Regions from separate parts of the Homo sapiens genome. Here region 1 is linked to region 2. Evidence: chromatin loops called from intact Hi-C (ENCODE). Cell type or tissue: heart left ventricle. All regions are shown on one strand. Links, peaks and the distances in the headings refer to the core of each region. The heading gives the core; the rest is flanking DNA.

Region 1 (7,191 bases), core at 1,173-6,172, 140 kb after region 2:
ATAACTTTTCATGGATGTTGTGATTATTATTATTATTTTTTTGAGATGGAGTTTTGCTCTTGTTGCCCAGGCTGGAGTGTAATGACGCAATCTTGGCTAACCACAACCTCCACCTCCCGGGTTCAAGTGATTCTCCTGCCTCCGCCTCCTGAGTAACTGGGATTACAGGCATGTGCCACCATACCTGGCTAATTTCGTATATTTTTTAGTAGAGATGGGGTTTCTCCATGTTGGTCAGGCTGGTCTCGAACTCCTGACCTCAGGTGATCTGCCTGCCTCAGCCTCTCAGAGTGCTGGGATTACAGGCGTGAGCCACCACACCAGGCCTATTTTTAAGAGAGATGATGAAAGGTGGTGGTGAGGTACACTTGCCATTTGACTGTTGGCTGTGTGTTCCAAAAGTTTTTAAATGATTATATTCAGTTTGCTGATTTGATTTCAGCTCCAGATTCATTTTTATGTGGAGCAGGCTTTGCTGCTGTGTGAAGCATCAGGGGTGAAAATGAGCCCACTCTGGGGACTCCCTCTCTATTTGCCTGTGGCCCTTTAATTTGAAGGCCTTTCCCATTTCTGCCCCATCTAAGGGAGTTGCAGGGGAGAGCAGCATGGTGTGGTCACCACAGCTCTAGCACCTCCTGAGAACCCCAAGAATCAGGGTTCCTTTTCAGAACTCCCTGGAGCCATAAGCTTAGACTAAAGTAGAATTCTCATCTCATCCAAAAACATAGTAGCATTCACTCTTATACAGAGCTTTGTGGTGTAGAGACACATTGACTTGCAGCAGGAAGATTTGATTATCTTTACTATCGAGATGAGAAAAAGAAAAAAGAGTTGCTTAGAGGTTGAACAACATAGCTAGAGGTTGAGGGTCAGAGCTGGAGATTGGACTCACATGTCCTAATTCCAGTTCCACTTTATGAGACTACGTCTTGACCTTCCCTCGGCTGACCAGGGTGAAACCAGAACCCAGGCTTACCAGCCTTAGTTTAAACCTACCTGAAGGGCTATAATGAGACCACACTCTAAAACTGGGAGGGCAAGGAAGCCCTGCCCCAGAAATGTACCACTGACTATGAATTGACTTCCCTGTGAATATCACAGGATACCTTTTGAACACTTTCCTGTCAGTTGTTTTACATTTTTTATCTCCGGTTTTGTGCACAGTATCAAGCGTTATTATGTGTCTATGAAAATAAGCCCTAGTTAGAGTGGATTTTCTGGCATTTTTCATCTCTCAGTACTGTGCTTTACCTTACACAACCAATGTTAGAGCAAAAATCCAGGGCCTGCTATCTATGTGTAAAGAAAACTTCTCATTGAGAATGTTATCTGAATCATTCATGGTTGTGATTGTGTCACTGCAGAAAAGTGTGAGATCCTGGAACCAGTGTGCTTCAAGTTCAGAACTAGCAAGTTCTAGATCTGTTTATAAGCTTCTTTGTGGAAATTCATTGGACCAATTACATTATTTCCCCCATATGATATCTTTAAACTTATGATTTCTGATACAGTTGTATATGTTTTAAAATTTCAGGTATGCTTTCATCTGTTTTCCTGAATATGTTCAACTTCTTTTCCTTTGAGGACAACTTTGCACAGCGTGCAGTTATTTCATGGGTTGAACAGTGACATCACACTCAAAGTACATGGCCTTGTTGCCAAGTTTCCTGGTGAAGTAATTGTCGGTTGGTATTCAGGGAGCCACATCAGTTGAAACTATTTCTCATGATGTCACCCTGTGTCAGGGCTTGGGGCCAGGAGATAGGATTCCCTGTGACCTTCGGGGCACTAAAACTTGCATTTAGCTACCTTTTGGCAAAATGCCCTTGAGATAAGTAAATGAGATTTAGAGGTTCATTTGAACAATTCCATTAAAGTCCTTTTTTATTTTTAGTTTGTGTGAAGTGGCCCAATTATATCTAGCTCCCTTTCTGAGGCTGAAGTTTCTTTCATTTTATTATGAAAAATTTCAAACATACAGAAGTGTCAAAATAATTTGAAATCTTAGCTATCCCTGAATAAATTCTATAGTTAATGTTTTGCTATGTTTGCTTTATCATATATTTATTCGCCTATTTATCCCTTTATATGGTTGGAGTTTTTAAACATAGATACTAAAGAAGGCTAGATATTAGACTGTGGACATTTTGAGGGGAAAGTTAGAGCACAGCTAGTAGTCATTCAGGATGACATTTTATTAGAGAAAGAGCTATTTAAAGAAAACAATTGTTAAAGTAATAAAATTTGGCAGCAGGATTGTTCAAATTGAGATTAAAGGTGAAACAGTATTCCGTATGAAAAACAGTAGGGAATCAAGAGAAATCAATGAGTTTTTGGGAAGTTTTAGACTCTGACATCTGCATGTTGTTGATTCTAAAAGGATAGACATTCAATTCTGGAAGCCTGAGTTCTAGCAGCTTCCCGTTTTTTAATACGGTTCACTTCATTATGTAACATCAAGTAGTGCAGATTGAGATTCAAATTGGAGGACACTAAAACTGTAATGGGCCTTTGTCCCTCTAGCCTAACAGAAATTTTTGTTAATAGATCCCTTCATTTTTTGTTTTTGTTGAAAGATTCCCAGGAAGAAAAGAATTCTAACCCCATCTCCTCATTTTACTACTTAAGAGCCAAATTTTTTAAAAACGGAATCCTCAGTGACAGCTGGAATCGTCCTGCTGGCTCTCACTTTCCAATTCTCCTCAATTATATTTAGCTGTGCCTTTAACATGCTCATAGATTTATGTCTCTCAAATTATTATTTTTTTATTTAGTGCAATATATGGCACCAATTAGACAAAGTTTTACAAGGCATGGTAAACCAAAAAGGAAAAACAAAATTGTGAAAACCATGTTTCCTTGACCACCTGCTGTTTGAAGATTGATCAAAAAGTTTACAAACTTAGTTATTAGTAACACACTATACATAGAAAAATAAATCCTTCTGGGTAGTAAAAATATTTCCTTGGTCACTTGATGGAACACCATGTGCTCTGTGTGGCGTTAGTAAAAAGTGACTGCTGCCTTGCTCATAAGCTATGTCATTCCTGTGTCGTCCTTTCCTCTTTGGTTGCTGATGACTTTAAAACTCTTTATTTACTGAAACTATATATTCTCCAACCCCTACAAACAATATTCTACACTGTAGGATTCTATTTATGTAACATTCTTGAAGTGACAAAATTATAGCGATGAAAACAAATTAGTGGTAGCCAGGGGTTAGGGAGAAGGGAACAGTCAGGAGGGGGCAACGCAAGGAATCCCTGCGTGGTGACAAAACTCTTCTGTGTCTCGACAGTAGTGGCGAATACATGAACATACTCACATAACAAAACTGTGTTTAACTAAATATACACATAGGTACACACAAATGAGTGTCAGTAAAACTGTGGAAATCTGAATAAGATAGGTGGATGATATCAATGTTAATATCTTTGTTATGCTCTTGTACTGTAGTGGTAGAAGATGTTACCATTAAGGTAAACTGGGGAAAGGGCACATGGGATTTCTCTGTGTTGCTTCTTATAACTACATGTGAATCCACAGTGATCTAAACATTAAAGAAGTTTTATTTCGTGGCTTTCTTTTGGGGAAAATTATCTTGTTTAAAAACAACATTTAAGCATTTACTTCATCTGGATTTCTTTTCTTTTCTTTTCTTTTTTGAGACAGAGTCTTGCTCTGTCGCCCAGGCTAGAGTGCAGTGGCGTGATCTTGGCTCACTGCAACCTCTGTTTCAGGCTGGTCTCAAGCTCCTGGCCTCTAGTGTTCCACCTGCCACAGCCTCTTAAAGTGCTGGGATTACAGGTGTGAGCCACTGCACTCAGCTAGATTTATTTTCTATTTAGTATTTTTACAATAACAATAACATATAATGGACAACCTGGAAATTAAATAGAATGAAGATAGAGTAAAACTTAATTTTCTGCAGGCTTGTAATTTATATTTCTTTTCTATCTATTTTCTGGCATATATTTCAATAGAAGAGTTTCAATTTTTTTCCTATGAACATTTAAAGGGAGAAAATAGTTTTATACCAGAATAAAAGCAAAACAACTTATTTTTACAAAAGAAGAAGAAATATGATACAACCCAAATTTAGCACATTTTGTACTTTGTACCTCTAGAGAATATACTTACATTAAATACTGATGAATTATTATAGACCATCAAGGCAGGCATATTGATTTCATTCATTAAATACTGAATTTCTGGCATTGTGGAATAAAAAGTATTCCATCTATGTTAATTACTAACTGATGTGCTATATTTAGGCTGATCTTTTAAAAAATTTAAAGCAATCACATCGCTTATTATTTTAACTTTATTCATTAGAGACAAACCAAACCAACCAAGTCCTGGTAAAGATTTCTGTGGTATCCTTAAAGAAAGTTCCATCATACATGATAAATTGGGATATTCAGAGTTTTGACAATTCCTATGACTAAAAGGAGATTATTTTCAGACTTTCAATTCAATTGGGCTTGAATAATTGATTCTGTGAGCTGGAGGCCCCAAGGGCATGTAAGTACCCATCCAAGTAAGTGTGGTTGACTGTTTCTCCAGGTTATGAGGATGCTAGATTGCTTTGGTCTGCTCAGAACTCTCAGATATCCCAGTCCTCTGGGCGATGGGATTCTACATCCCAGAAGTAAAGCCAGGCAGCTTTTTTGCTGATGATGGCACATCTACTAGCCAGGAACTATGGCCTGTTCCAATCACTTGGGTCTTCTCTACTTTGTTCTTCTCCTGCCAAATTTTGAACTAGTGAAATAAAGCAAACAAGCAAACGAATCTCCTGTTTCTGAGTACCAGTGCAGTGGAATAAAAGTTGTTTGTCACATTGTTGCAAATATGGTCCACATATTTTAGAAATGTTGAGGCCCACCAGGAGCTTCTTGGATAGATCCAGATTAAGAGAGGTCTGGGAAACCTTCTGAATACTCATCAATGAATACCTGAAGGCACAGTTCTTGCTTTAAGGAAACAAGCCCATAGGAAACACAGAGAAGAAATAAGTAAGTATAGTAAGTGCTATGTCAGAGTGTTAGTATAGAAAAGGTTTACTTGCTCATTTACTTTTTTTAACTTTTTACTGTAAAATAAAACAAGTACAAAAACCACAGAAATCAAATATATGACTTAATGAAGTTGAAGGTGAACACCACCCAAGCGAAGAAACAGGACTTTGCTACGCACTCAGAAGCCTCTTCATGTGCCGCATTCCGATCACAGACCCTCCCTTCTGCAATAAGTACCACCATTCTGCCCTTTATAGTAACTTTTTTTACTTCTTTGTATTTTTCTTTTTGTAGTTTTATCAACAAAATGTGATTGAGCAGAATGTGCATCCAGTGATAATATAGTTTAGTCTTGCCCTTTAAAAACATGTCTAGTTTTCTTTTTGTCTGTAGATTTCCCCTTCATCTCTTTATTTCCTTACAATTATCTGTGAAAAAATAAAGGCCGATTGGCCTTAATATTTATATCTCTTCATTCACTGAGTGCTACAAATGGTGATAGTCTAATTCTAGCATTTCTTTTTCTTTTATTATTATTTGGATTACTTTTTAAGGATTTCCCTCCCCAATCCTGTTGTTTGATTACCTAATAGTACAGTTCATGTAAGAAAAAAAGAAAAAGGGTGTAATATTTTCTTTTATTTAGTAGTTACCAAGATAATGAATTGATTTTCCAACATCTTTGAAAGTGGCCATTATTTATAAATGTTATTATTAACTCACGGATTTAAAGGCATTTGGGTTACAGTCCATTGTAATTTTTATTATTATTGAAATTCAGGTTGACTGAAATCAGATACTTTTCTAAAAGTTGTAATATCCTTAAGTGAGAATACTATTTCAGAACCTATATAATATGGGCACTAAAGGTAGCATTATTGCTGCCAGTTTGATCATTGTCTCTAGGGCATGTCCGGATGTAGGTAGGAAATAAACAAATACCCGTACACATTCATTCTTAGAGTTGGAATGTCTAAGAATTCCTGGTATATTCCATTTTAAGGCTCCTGCTACTTTCTGGAAAATTTATTTTCTGGCAACTTATAGTAATTTGTACTCCTGCCACATTATTTATTATTTTATAGATAACTAGTTTCAATCTTTTGCCAATTCAATTTGCCATGATTACTATTCTTATGTTCTTTAGATTCATCTCTAAATTGACTTTTTGTATCTGTGATTCTGTAAAGATGGGTAACTATAGTAATACCAGCTAACATTCATTGAGCAGCTACTGTGAGTCAAGCACTTTTCCTAGCACTTTACACACAACTCTCAAAGCAGTTGTGTAAAATACCATTACACCAACCATATAGATGACAAAAAAGAGGCTTAGGAAGATTAAATATTTCCAATATAGATCATACAGCCATAGTTAGTCTTTTAGTTTTTTTGTCATCCTACTTTATCTGATTTAGTTTGCTTCTTATATCTCAGCTTTTTCTTCCTTTATAGATTTCTATTTCTGATTCATAGAGGTCTTTTGTGTCCTATTGAGGATGGTAACTGCTTTTCTGAAATATTCTTTTGGTTCTTATAGTAAATAATTTTAACATGTATATACTTTCTCCATTTTCTCAAAATTTCTAGTTTTCCTCCTTTTGTCCAAGGTCTTCTTCTGTTTATTCACACTGGGATCATGAAAAGTCTATTCGGACTTTGTATTTGCCAATAGACAGGGTGTGTAACTTGCTCTTGGCCTTGCTCACTGACCACTTGTGAACTGTTCCATCTCATTCTCTGTTATACAACCAGAGAGCACGTTGCTATGCACAGCTGTTACTCCAATCTTGGGTGAACAGGCATTTGTCTAATGTAGCTTTAGTTGTTCGAGGAAGAATCTTCACTTACTCTCTTCCTGGGTCTCTGAAATGGAACCTATGGATTACATTGAAGACTGAAGACCTTAGTGTGTACTGCTACCAAGGTTTTCAGGTTCATGATCTCTTTATCCTCCTCCATCTCATGATGCAATACGTATTTATTCTATACCTCCAGGAAGGCATTGTGCCACTAGCAGTTCCCACCCTTCTTCAGGTATGGATGCATTTGTGTGTGTATGTTTTCTTCCTAAGTGTTACAATTTCTAAATACATGTCAGAAGAGAAGAACTGAGGGAATAGTATGAGAACAGTGTGCTGGCTATTTCATATTGCTTACTCATGCTATA
Region 2 (7,191 bases), core at 1,462-6,461:
ATTCCTGGAAGATATTTTTTAGTGAATACAGATTTCTTGGCTGATAGCAACTTTCTTTTAGCACTTGAAAATTGTGTATCACTTCCTTTTGGTTTCCGTGGTTTTGATGAGAAATCCATTGTCATTTGAATGATTTTCCCCCAATTGGTAAGGTGTCATTTCTCCCTCACTGCTTTCAAGAACTTTTATTTGTCTTCAATTTACAGAAGTTTGACTATGATGTGTGTTGGCATGGAATTCTTTGGGTTTAACCTGTTTGACACACATTTGGCTTCTTGAATCTGTGGTTTTATGCCTTCACCCATTCTTTCTTTGAATACTTTTTCAGCCCTATCATCCTTCTCCTCTCCTTCTGAAACTCCAATTACATGAATGTTGGATCTTTTGTTATAATGTCATAAGTCCCCAAGACTGTTAACTTTTTTCAGTCTATTTTTCTCTGTTGTTTAGATAGGATAATTTTATTGTTCTATCTTTAAGTTCACTTTTCATATTTTTCTGTCTTTTCCATTCTACTGCTGAGTTCATGTATTGATTTTCTATTTCATTTTTTTTTTTGGTTCTAAAATTTTCATTTGGGGTTGGGCACAGTGTCTCATACCTGTAATCCCAGCACTTTGGGAGGCCAAGGCAGGTGGATCACCTGAGGTCAGGAGTTCAAGACCAGCCTGGCCAACATAGTGAAACCCCATCTCTACCAAAAATATAAAAAATTAGCTGGGTGTGGTGGCACACACCTGTAATCCCAGCTACTTGGGAGGCTGAGGCAAGAGACTTGCTTGAACCTGAGAAGGGGAGGTTGCAGTGAGCCAAGATCATGCCACTGCACTCCAGCCTGGGTGACAGAGCAAGACTCTGTCTCAAAAAAAAAAAAATTTCATTTGGTTCTTATTTATAGCTTATATTTCTTTGCTGAAGCTTTCTCTTCCTTTGCAAAGATTTTTGATTTTTTCATTTATTTCAAGAGTATTCATATTTCTTCTTAAAGCATTTTTATGATTTCAGCTTTAAAATCCTCGTCAGATAACTTTAACATCTATGTCATCTTGATGTTGGCATCTGTTGAAAGAAAAACTTCAGCTGAATTAAATTTAAAGGAGTTTAATTCAGCAATGAATGATTTGTGAATCAGGCAGCCCCCAGAATCACAGCAGATTCAAAAAGAGTCCAGAGGTGCCTCGTGGTCAGAACAAATTTATAGACAAAAAAAGTAAAAAGACGTATAGAAATCAGAAGTGAGGTACAGAAACAGGTGGATTGGTTACAGTTTGGTATTTGCCTTATTTGAACATAGTTTGAACACTCAGCAGTGTATGAGTGGTTGAAGTATGGCTGTTGGGATTGGCCAAGAGTCAGCGATTGTTACAGGTGCATACTCCTAAGTTAGGTTTTCAATCTTGCCTTACCTATTAAGTTAGGTTGCAGTTCATCCACAAGGACTCAAATATAGAAGTATGGAGTCCTTCTCAGGCCATATTTAGTTTGCTTTAATACATTCATCTAATCATTGTCTTTTCTTGTTCAAGTTCAGATTTTCCTGATTCTTGGTATAACAAGTGATTTTCAGTTGAATCTTGAGTATTTTCAGTATTATATCATGAGATAGATACTGGATCTTACTTAAACAGTCTATTTTACTTATTAGTCTTCCTCTGACACTGCTCTAGTAGGACAAGGGAAGCATATCTTGTTGCTGACAGGTGGTGATGAAAGTCTAAGTTCCCCAGTTGGCCTTCATGGATACCCAGCAGCAGGTGGGTTCTGCCTCATTAGTACCAGACAGAAGTTTGAGTTCAGGATCCTTACAAAGCTTCTGCTTCATGAATATCAATGTGGAGTCATGTCATCCCTCATGTGTTGAGGTCCCCAGCCTGCCTGCCTTTTGCTGTTTGCTTCTTACATTTATTTTATACATAATGTCCAGGAATTTTAGCTATACTTAAAGAATAGGAAAAGGTGTGTTTACTCCATCTTTGCAAATGTGAAAAATCTTAGATAATATTTTGATCCCAATGCTAGTGAAAACATAATCTATCAGGATTTGTGAGATGCAGCTAAAGCAGTACTTAATGAGAAATGTATACTTCTAAAAGCTTAGAAAAGAAAAATGATCTACAATTGATTATCTAAACCTCCACCTTAGGAAGCTAGGAAAAGAGGAAAGGAGATAATACAGATAAGAGCACAATAAATGAACCAGAGAACAAAAGAATAGAAAAAAAGTCAATGAAACCAGCAGCTCATTCTTTGACAACATCAACAAAATTGGTAAAACATCAAGCTAGATTGATCAAGAAAAGGAGAAGATGTAAATTACAAAATCAGTCAGTTCTCATATACTCTGTTTTGAAATGTAAACCTTTCTAATGCAATCGATATACTTTGAGCATAGTATACTTTCACATATATTTATACACAGCTTTGTACACAACAAACGCTAGGTAAGTGCAGAAAACTATACCCAGCTGAACCAAGCCACGTAGGAATACACAAAGTGCACACATGTACACACCTCAGACATCTACCAGCTACCCCATTTCACTGCCTGTGTGGCGAGCCATGCCCAACCACATCTAGCGCTGGAAATTCCAGCCGACTTCAGATGACCCTCCCTTCCACCACTTCACAGTAACTCATAAGCTGCAACAATCCTGATGTCTAACTCCACAAACAAATTTCAGGTTTTTTTTTTTCCTTTTTTTTTTAAATCTTTTAAAAAAAATTTTATTATTATACTTTAAGTTTTAGGGTACATGTGCCCATTGTGCAGGTTAGTTACATATGTATACATGTGCCACGCTGGTGCGCTGCACCCACTAACTCGTCATCTAGCATTAGGTGTATCTCCCAATGCTATCCCTCCCCCATCCCCCCACCCCACAACAGTCCCCAGAGTGTGATGTTCCCCTTCCTGTGTCCATGTGATCTCATTGTTCAATTCCCACCTATGAGTGAGAATATGCGGTGTTTGGTTTTTTGTTCTTGCAATAGTTTACTGAAAATGATGATTTCCAATTTCATCCATGTCCCTACAAAGGACATGAACTCATCATTTTTTATGGCTGCATAGTATTCCATGGTGTATATGTGCCACATTTTCTTAATCCAGTCTATCATTGTTGGACATTTGGGTTGGTTCCAAGTCTTTGCTATTGTGAATAGTGCTGCAATAAACATACGTGTGCATGTGTCTTTATAGCAGCATGATTTATAGTCCTTTGGGTATTTTTCAAGGTAAAGAGCTGTATTTGTTGTAGTATTTATATATTTCTTAATCACTTCCCATATATAAAACTGTGCTATTTTTAATAGGTATCTATCTTTTTTTTTGTACACGTCACTGACAAAGTTTTTGAATATATGACCTCTAACCTAATTTTCCTCATGGGTCTTACGGTTCATAATGTGCAGTTTTCCATAGCACAGTGGTTTTCAGGAATGCATAGGTGGCATTATAGCAGAACTGACTGCACTTTGCCAGGTGGTGAAATTTAGTTTCCCAACCAGACATCGTATGCCTCTTGATATGTTGTAATGTGAACTATACAGCATCACCTATGAAGAGTGATTACCAAAAATCTTAACCTGAATCTAACCACGCCTTTAGATGTAATCTTCAAGGTAAAGAAAAACAGTGGAGAGAGATAAGTTAGATGACACCAAGAGGAAATTATTAGATAAATGCAAAATGCTGTATAGTTAGCTAGACCACTGGCTTGCTCTGATTAAATCCTATTCTGAAGAAACCAACTATAAAACACATTTTTTATATGACTAGGACAATGGATTAGACACCAGGATGTTACATGATATGGAATTTTTGTTAACTTTAAGGGTAATAATGTTACTGATGTTGTCACAAAATGTCCTTATTTTTTGGAAATTAAAGTATATATATATATATATGGCATTTTATAATGCTGTACACACAAACACATGCATGTATATGCAAATACAACACACAAGAATATATTAAACCAAATATGGAAATACATATGAAAATGTAAGAAAGTAAATATGCAAAATGCTATGGGTATTCATTGTACTGATATTTTTACTTTTTGTGTGTTTGACATTTTTATATTTTGATATTTTCATAATTTAAAAAATTGACATGTTAGAGGAATTAAAATATTTTTACCTCCTCTTTTTTAGAGAAACTTCATGACCTTAGGGGGCCCCCTAGGTCTATCCAGCTTGCACCACTCTCTCGTTGCTGTTGTGTTTTCAGTTATAAAAAGCACTCTTAGCTCCAACAGCCTGTGCCCATCTTTGGGATTCCTTGCATTCCTCTAGGATATAAGACTTCCATTGTATTCCCTTATCTGGCCCCACAAGGGAAGTTGAGCACAAATATTTCTAACTTGAATTTTTTTTCTTTGAGTAAAGGAACAATCAGATTATAGAAAAATCTGAAAAAGTAAATGGAGTTGTGCTTAGTAGTCACTGAGAGAACAGATGGTATTCTAGAGGTTTGGGACTTGGGGAAAGAGTGTCAAAGATGTTAGCATGGATGAACAGCCCAGGGAGAAGGCAAAGCCCAAAGAATGATTTTCTAAAATGTGTGTGCCCAGGTCCTGCTTTCATGCCAGATTGGGCACAGTCTCTCTCTCCCAACTCCTTGACAGCTTGTAGCTGCTGAATCTGAGCCAAGACTAAAGGAAATAGATAACTGAGCATTCCAGAAACAGGGGGACAGCTCGTGTGCACACTGTTGTGGTGATAGCAGAGAAATCTCAGAGATGAAGGGTGGGGGAGAGAGGGATCCAGGAGAAGAGTTAGGGGCATTTAGGAGTGATTATAGGACTTTTTTGCATTTTTTTCTCCTTGAATTTTTCACTGGAGGAGGTGATTAACTGTTGTGCATCCAGAAATAGTTTAAGCTAAACATAGCAAAGCTGGCAGGGTTTGGGATAAAATAGAACTTGGGTGTAGGAATGTTGCCTCTTGGCTGTAGTCCTTCCCTTGAGTAAAGCAATGTCAATGTCATGAACTCAAACCAAGGTCAACCTTGAGAATCAAGTGCAAGATCTCATCTCTTTCCTTCAGGAGGAAAAGTTTGTTCTCATGGGGATGCAACCTATCTAAAGTCAGAGGAGTCTTTTAAAAAATACCTTTCAACTTTTTAGAGATGAAAGAGACTATTTTTAAGAAGATTCCATTCAAATTCTTGATTTTATGTATGAGGACTATAGAAGTGAGTTATCTGAGCTCACAGAGCTAGTTGATGGTAGAGGTAAGACTCTCAGTTCAGCGCTCTTCCCAATATAGCATGTGGTTTCTCAAAATTGAAACCTTGTAAAATGTTGGTTAGATTCTTGGGGGCAGGGACAGAAGACCAAAGCTGGAGAGGAGACACAGTCAGCAAAATAATCAAGACCTTTAGTTAGAGGCAGGTATTGGGCTGTCTGCCCTCTGGGTAGTATGATCTCAAGGGATGCTCAGAGATGATTCCAGTGTACATCTGGGCTTTGAATGTGTGGGTGCCTGTTTGGATGGAGGTGGAAAGCCAGTATTTCCTGGCTGTAGGCATTATGAAATTAGGCCAGGAAACATAAGGAAAATAGGAAATCTGGCTGGGCAGTCACCACTCTGGACCTACAGTGGGTACAAGAAAAGAAATCTCTTCCTACCCCCAGCCTTACCCCATCCACCCTGTAAGGGATTCCATGTGACTTTTTCTCTTCCTTCTTCTTCTTCTTCTTTTTTTTTGCTTTTAGTAGAAACTCCCTGGAATTTTGTATTTAATTATTTTAAAATTTAAAAAATATTAAAAACCTTTTATTTTAAAATAATTTCAGGCTTTCAGAAAGGTTGGAAAAATATTTGGAAGAATTCCCATATGTTTTTAACCCAGATTCCAACATGTTAACATTTTACAGAGATGATTTTTCATTCTCTTTCTCTGAATCATTTGAAAGTGCTCTGAAGATATAATGCTTCTTTATGCCTAAATTATTCTGTGTGTGTTTCTTGAAACAAGGGCGTTCTTTTATATAACTATAACACAATTATCAAAACCAGGAAATTAACATTCATACAGCTATTATTCAATCTACAGACCCATTCAAATTTCACCAGTTGTCATACTAATATGCCTTATAGCAAAAGAAAAATATATTTTTCTGGGTAGGATCCAATCTAGGATCATATGATGCATTTAGTTGTCATGTGTCTTCAGTCTCCCATAAGTTCCTCAGTCTTTTTCATGACCTAGACATTTTTGAAGATTATTGGCCAGTGAATTTGTCGCATGTCTCTCATTTTGGGTTTGTCCAATGCTTGCTGTATTAGTCAGAGTTCTCTTAGAGGGACAGAACTAATATTATATATTATATATATTGTATATATATAGAGGAGTTTATTAAGTATTAACTTACACAATCACAAGGTCCTACAGTAGGCTGCCTGCAAGCTGAGGAGGAAGGAAGCTAGCCCAAGTCCCAAAACTGAAGAACTTGGAGTCTGATATTTGAGGGCAGGAAGCATCAAGCCCAGGAGAAAGATGTAGGCTGGGAGGCTAGGCCCGTCTCTCCTTTTCATGTTTTTCTGCCTGCTTTATATTCGCTGGCAGCTGATTAGATGGTGCCCACCAAATTAAGGGTGGATCTGCCTTCCCCAGCCCACTGACTCAAATGTTAGTCTCTTTTGGCAGCACCCACACAGACACACCCAGGATTAATACCTTGTGTCCCTTAATTCAATCAAGTTGACACTCAGTAGTAACCATCACACTTGCCCATGATTGGTTCGGGTTATGCCCTTTTGGAATCAATACCACAGAAATAATGATGTTTTTCTCAGTGCATCATCACAGAAGGCAAATGTTATCTACTGACAATTATACGTTATGTCAACTTTGAACACTTTGTTAACGTATGGTCAGTGAGATTTCTACACTGTAAAGTTACTATTTTTTTTTCATTTGTAATTAATAAGAGTCTGGTGGGGAGATACATCCAGACAATCTAAAAATTCTGCTTCTTATCACTTAGTTTTAGCATCAGTTGGTGATTGTTGCCTAAAACGGTTATTTGTTTACATAACTACAGCACAATTATCCAAACTAGGAAATTAACATTTGTACAGCTATTATCCAATCTACATATCTATTCAAATTTTACCAATTGTCATGCTGATATGCCTTATAGCAAAAGAAATACATAGTTTTCTGCGTAGGATCCAAACAGT

Evidence for each region. Hi-C counts contacts between places; a loop is a spot of excess contacts. Peaks named below come from ENCODE experiments on the same cell type or tissue, not always from the same donor. Only the 100,000 strongest peaks of a DNase experiment are listed, where the experiment ranks them.
Region 1: a loop joins it to region 2, with 2.5 times the contacts of the local background. A loop is called at or near these places in 3 of 110 quality-filtered maps.

Annotation. Positions count from the first base shown.
Region 1 is chr9:17,961,224-17,968,414 of GRCh38, forward strand. It overlaps a transcript of ADAMTSL1 not described here. Among named protein-coding and RNA genes, the nearest start is that of SH3GL2, 390 kb to the left of the region's middle. In heart left ventricle, for the core only: no CTCF peak of the experiment used is centred there; no DNase peak of the experiment used is centred there.
Region 2 is chr9:17,820,152-17,827,342 of GRCh38, forward strand. No RefSeq gene overlaps it. Among named protein-coding and RNA genes, the nearest start is that of SH3GL2, 240 kb to the left of the region's middle. In heart left ventricle, for the core only: a CTCF peak has its summit at 4,193; no DNase peak of the experiment used is centred there; H3K27ac peaks cover 2,081 bases.